Linked DNA regions of Homo sapiens: region 2 is linked to region 1. Evidence: chromatin loops called from intact Hi-C (ENCODE). Cell type or tissue: endothelial cell of umbilical vein. All regions are shown on one strand. Each heading gives the region's core, and the rest is flanking DNA. Links, peaks and the distances in the headings are about the cores only.

Region 1 (2,813 bases), core at 303-2,802:
TTTCTTGTACAAATACCCCACAAATTATATCTATATAAACAAATTTTTTCAACAAAAATGGAATATATATTGTTCTGACACTCCTTTTGTCATTTGAACGGTTGAAAGGTATTCCTCAATAGCATATGTCATATGTAATTCTTCCGCCATTGATTTACATTGATAAACAAGTGTTTTCCTTTTTTTCTACCACTAGCGTCCTGTCTGCCTTTTATTGCCTTCCAGAATGACCTTCTCCCTATCCCATACCCCTGGTCATAATTCCCCTGTACCCCCAAGTCAAAGGACTTATCTCATTGCTCACTACTCAATCTAAACACTCGTCTATTATTCTAATAACCCCCTCTCAAGACTTTATTATTCGATTTTGCACTGATCACATTCTGTCTTATATTACTTGCTATGTTGCATTTGCTGTCAATAGATTAAAGCTTCCATAGTTGAGGTGTCGGTTCTGAGATCTCCTTCCCAGTTGCAGTAAGTGGCAGCCCTTGAAATATGCAGATGTGCCATACATTTCTGACAGGAAGAGTGGTTTGCCTTTTTTTGTCAAGTAGCTAATCAATCTGATTCATCCTCTCCCTGCAATTCTAGTCTTATTCAATAATTCCTTCTGCTTAGGTAGGTCCTCATTCACCCATGTACTTATCAAGCACCCACCATGTGACAGATGCCAAGTGAGGTGAAAGTGCTGGGATGAGCACCTCTGTGGATCTCACAATGACCATCCATCTTTTGCATCCTTCTTGGTTTTTCCTTTACCCAAGTCCTGCACTTCACTCTTTACCCGTGCTTCAGAAAAGCGGAAGTTGGTTAATTAATTCCATTTGTCTAACACGGATGAGAGTGACAGCAGACAAGGGGAAAGGCAGGGAAATTCCCTTAGACTGTTCTTACATGCACTCTCACACTTAATAGTCAAAGCCACCCTATGAAATAGACACTACGTTATTAGCCTGAGTTACATAAACGAGTAAACAGAGGCTTGGAGAAGTTAAAAATAAATTGCCCTCAGTCCTAACTGGAGAGTGGTGGAGTCAGAATTTGAATCCAGGTTTAAAGAATTCTAGTGCCGGCACTCTGCACCTATTTCTCTTTGGACACTCATTTCCCCTAAGGATCAGAGAAGCTCAAAGTAGGCCACTTTTCGTCTCCGTAAGTCCGCAAGGTCCTGCGAGATCACAGTGAGCAGGGCACCAGCAAATACAGTCTGCGACCGCGAGACGTAAAGGGAAGAACGCTCCTCGGCACCCCTCCCCAGTCTATCCTAAAGTCAAGAACGTCCGAGCCCGCCTTTCTCCGGGGGCGGGCTGCAATAAAACAGCAAAATCCTCCATTCCCCATCAGCGGTCGATTGGGGGCTCTTTCGAAGCGGCAGCTCTGTAGGACCGCTCTTCTACCCCAAGATCCCTCGGCTTCGGCCCCCTAGGTGCCAGGGTCTGCGGGACCCCACGCTCAAAGCCGCCGGCCGGGGTCGACAACTGCAGAGAGGGTCGGGATAGGAAATTGCGGGTAGCGGCAGATGCGGGTCCCCAGGCATCCCGGAGGTTCCCACAGGTCTGCAGTGGGCCTACTTTGCGAAAAGGGCCCGGCTGCGCCGAGCCTCGTTCAAATCAGATGCCAGACAGTGTTTCTTGGGATCCATCCAAATAGGTCCCTTATTTCTCTTTGTGGGAGCCCTGGGCCTCCTTCCAGGCCGGAACCCAAGTGCTTAGGCAGCCGGGAAAGGCCGGTCCCCTTTTTCAGTTCTCTCGCGACCTCTAGCCACTTCCGGTTGCTAACGGTTCCCAAACAGCCCCCGAAAACGCTACGTGAGCTGGGCCCTGGGCCAGAGGCAGAAAACGGACGGAAGAAAAGGTCTGGCCGGTGAGTGTCAGAGTGAGGGCGAGATTGGGTGGTGTTCTCTGCCGGTGGATAGGCTCGACCGTCCGGTTTGGGATTGGGGTTAGGTATTAGGGAGCGGTTCAAAATTATGCTAATTGTTAAGATTACGAGTATTATTTAAAAAGATACACAACAGCAACAATACAATGAGCCCACGAAGATCAAATGCCAGTTAACTGATTTAAGCAGCTTTGATAGGAAGAAAATGCTGAATTTAATGCTAACAAAAAGATCTAAGTGCGCTGTTAGGGGCTAAGACTTTAACATTATGGGCCAGCCACTGTTCTAAACCCTTCACATTTGGTCACTCATTTAATTCCTACTTTATGAGGTAGATATCATTATAATACTGTTTTACAGATGGGGAACCTGAGGCACAGAGAGAAAAATGTATTAGCCAAGGTCATATAACTAGTAACTGGCAGAACAAAGATTCATACCCAGGCATTCTTCCTTTAAATTCTGTACTCTGGCCTTTCATTGATAACCTGGTTTTATCAGCTTAGGAAATTTGCTATCCAGATGGAAGTATAAGTTTCTACAGAGATATGTTATTGCAGCAGTGTTCTGAATCTCATCGGGTTTGTTGGCAATTTGCCTTTCAACAAAGGGTTTTTTTTTTTTTTTTTGATAAGGGTGGCTTCCACAGAGATTTAAGGAGAACAATAAAAATTTTCATTTTAATAAATAAGCCCCATTTCAACGTCCCTTCTCCTGTATCATTCCTCTGATTCTTCTCTGTCGTTATTTGTTTCTATTAGGTTAAATCATTTTACATTTCTGGTATTTAACCATTTTGACCCACAAAAACAGGGATTTCATTTGTTTAACCTAATACAGAAACATCTTTTCAAGCAGAATTTAGGAATCTACAACAATGAGCAAGATTATATTTTCATCTCCAAAATGTACGTTAAGTCTGTTTGTTT
Region 2 (2,813 bases), core at 183-2,682, 230 kb after region 1:
ATAAGGTAACATTTGCAGATTCCAGTGATTATCACGTAGACATATCTTTTGGGAAGGGCCATCATTCATGGTACTGCATCATCTGTATCACTTAGGGCTATATAGTCCATCATCTTCCAAAGAAAAGAGCATAAAATTTACTTTTGAAGGATCAGATTTTTTAAATTTTAGATTCTTAAGGAAATTAGCAGGAATCCAACTTTATTCCTACTTGTAGTATAATTACTATCTATCATGAGAATTTGTAAACTGTATACATTTTCCTGTTTAAAACAACAAACACATAGATTATATCATTTTTCAGTACATACACTGAGTTGACCACAGGGCAAAAATTGGTGAAAAAATAAAATCTTTTTTGCAGATATAAGAGATCGATATAGTTTTTTAAAAGGTGCATAAGTATTAGCACCATATGGATAGTGGAATTATTAGGAAGATAATACCGTCTGTCTCTCTGTGTATAATTTAAATATAGACACAAAATACACTGTCATATTTATCGTATTTTACTTTTCTAAATTATTTACATTGAGTAACAATCATATTCCCATAAATATGTCACAGGTTTTTTCTTTAAACATCATTTCCAGTACCAAAATGTGTCCCACATTATGCTCCAACAAAAAGACACGGATCATCAGACTGATAAAAAAGCAAGGCCCACTATATGCTGTCTATAAGAAAGGTGCTTTAAATATAAGGACATTCGCCGGGCATGGTGGCTCACGCCTGTAATCCCAGCACTTTGGGAGGCTGAGGTGGGTGGATCACTTGAGGTCTGGAGTTTGAGACCAGCCTGGCCAACATGGGGAAACTCCGTCTCTACTAAAAATATGAAAATTAGCAGGACACGGTAGCAGCACACCTGTAATCCCAGCTACTTGGAAGGCTGAGGCACTAGAATCGCTTGAACCCGGGAGGCGGAGGTTGCAGTGAGCCATGAAACGTGCTACTGCACTCCAGCCTGGGTGACAGAGGGAGACTCTGTTTCAAAAAATATATAAAATAAAATAAAATAAAATACATATGTGTGTGTGTATGTGTATATAAATGTATATATAATGACACACATAAGTAAATAGTAAAAGGTTGGAAAAGGTAGCCACAATAATATTAATCAAAAGAATTGGCTATATTATTATATATAGTCAGAGCAGGCGCCCGCGACCCGCGGGGCGGAGGTGCTGGCCCAGCCAGAGCAGTCCAACCTCGCCGCAGAGACCGTGCGGGAGCCGGGCCGCCCACACGTGGGCCAGCCTCCAGTGTTGCAGGAGACGCTTTGAAGTTACAGTGAAAGGGATTTTTTTCTTCCTGAAAAGAAGGGAAGAAGGCTCTATTAAGAGGCTCTATTCAATAAGAACGGAAAGCCACCTAAATATCTTTTTGAAAACACAGCCTATGGTATTAGTTGGATTCCTGAAAGACGACAAAGCCTTCCTAGAGACGACAAGGCTTCTTTTGTACGCGAGGCATTGGTGGTTCAGTGGTAGAATTCTCGCCTGCCACGCGGGAGGCCCGGGTTCGATTCCCGGCCAATGCAACGATGACGTTTTATTCTTGAAAACTACGTATTCTATTTCAGAAGGTGGATATTTTCCCTATGCCTTTTTTGCCTTACCCTTACATTTTGACTACATGATAAAGCAGGCAGGCCAGCGACATGCTGTTTTCTTACAGAAACATCGAGGGTTTTTTTTGCTTTCATAATGTTTGATACCAATACACGCTGAACTCATCCTCATGTTTGCAGCATAAATAGAACTAGTGGCCCTTGGTGGGGTGTGGAAATCAGATTTGTTTAACCATACCAAAAAACCAGAATCCCCACCAAGTTTTGAGGAAAACATCATAAAGAATTCACTGCAAATATCACTACCGTATAGAGCAGAGTGGCGCAGCGGAAGCGTGCTGGGCCCATAACCCAGAGGTCGATGGATCGAAACCATCCTCTGCTATTTTTTTTTTTTTCTTTTTCTAAAAAGATACTTACGACTTACTCTCACCAACCTTCCTTCCCTTGCCAGCTCACTCAAAGGAAAAGTGACAGCAAATGGAAGTATTCACATGCCTTTGAGGAGAAAATCAGGAAGCAGCTTTCAGTTAAGAAATTAGAGGTACCCCATCTTAAAGAGCAGGAATTGATACTAAGTCCATGAGCTGAAATATCTCCACCTCAGCATACTACCAGTTTGTAAACTATAATTTAGTTTAGAGTTCCAAGTTTACAGGTAGCTAATTTTTAGAGATTCAGTTAAAGAGAACTGGAAGTATTTATTTTATTTTTATTATTTTATATTATATTATATTTTATATTTTATTTGAGACGGGGCCTCACTCTGTCACTCAGGCTGGAGTGCAAGTGGTGCGATCATAGCTCACTGCAACTTCGAACTTGTGGGCTTAAGCAGCCTTCTGAGTAGCTGGAGCTACCGGTGCTCCCCACCTAGCCCAGCTGAATTTTTTTCTTTTTTTTTTTTTTGGAGAGATGTGGGGTGGGAGGAAGGTGTCTCACTTTTTTTGCCCAGTCTGGTCTCAAACTCCTGCGCTCAGATGATTATCCTGCCCTGGCCTCCCAAAGTATTGGGATTATAGGCGTGAACCCTCTCGCCAGACCGTGAAGTTATTTTGAATAACAACTCTTCCAAAAAATGTCTTGCTCCTAGTCTGTTTTCTTCCTTAGCACTTATTACTATGCAGCATATTGTGTCTTTATTGATTTAGTATTTTCTCTCTCATGGGAAGTAAATTTACAAGGACAGATTTTTGTGTTTTGGCATTGTGGTTGCCATCATACCTAGAACAAGTCCTGG

The links. Hi-C counts contacts between places; a loop is a spot of excess contacts. Peaks named below come from ENCODE experiments on the same cell type or tissue, not always from the same donor. Only the 100,000 strongest peaks of a DNase experiment are listed, where the experiment ranks them.
Region 2: it touches region 1 in a loop (6-fold over the local background); 13 of 110 quality-filtered maps call a loop at or near these places.

Annotation. Positions count from the first base shown.
Region 1 is chr6:28,135,798-28,138,610 of GRCh38, reverse strand. It overlaps ZSCAN16-AS1 (ZSCAN16 antisense RNA 1), which reads left to right and starts at 1,295. Exons shown (of 2, transcript NR_103456.1): 1 at 1,295-1,866. RefSeq lists an enhancer at 935-1,124. In endothelial cell of umbilical vein, for the core only: no CTCF peak of the experiment used is centred there; DNase peaks (open chromatin) are centred at 1,280 and 1,750; H3K4me3 peaks cover 1,768 bases; H3K27ac peaks cover 1,755 bases.
Region 2 is chr6:27,901,638-27,904,450 of GRCh38, reverse strand. TRX-CAT1-7 (tRNA-iMet (anticodon CAT) 1-7) reads left to right here and starts at 1,887; the gene lies at 1,887-1,958. TRG-GCC2-3 (tRNA-Gly (anticodon GCC) 2-3) reads left to right here and starts at 1,473; the gene lies at 1,473-1,543. RefSeq lists cis regulatory regions at 1,049-2,121, 2,347-2,605. In endothelial cell of umbilical vein, for the core only: no CTCF peak of the experiment used is centred there; a DNase peak (open chromatin) is centred at 1,490; H3K4me3 peaks cover 1,124 bases; H3K27ac peaks cover 701 bases.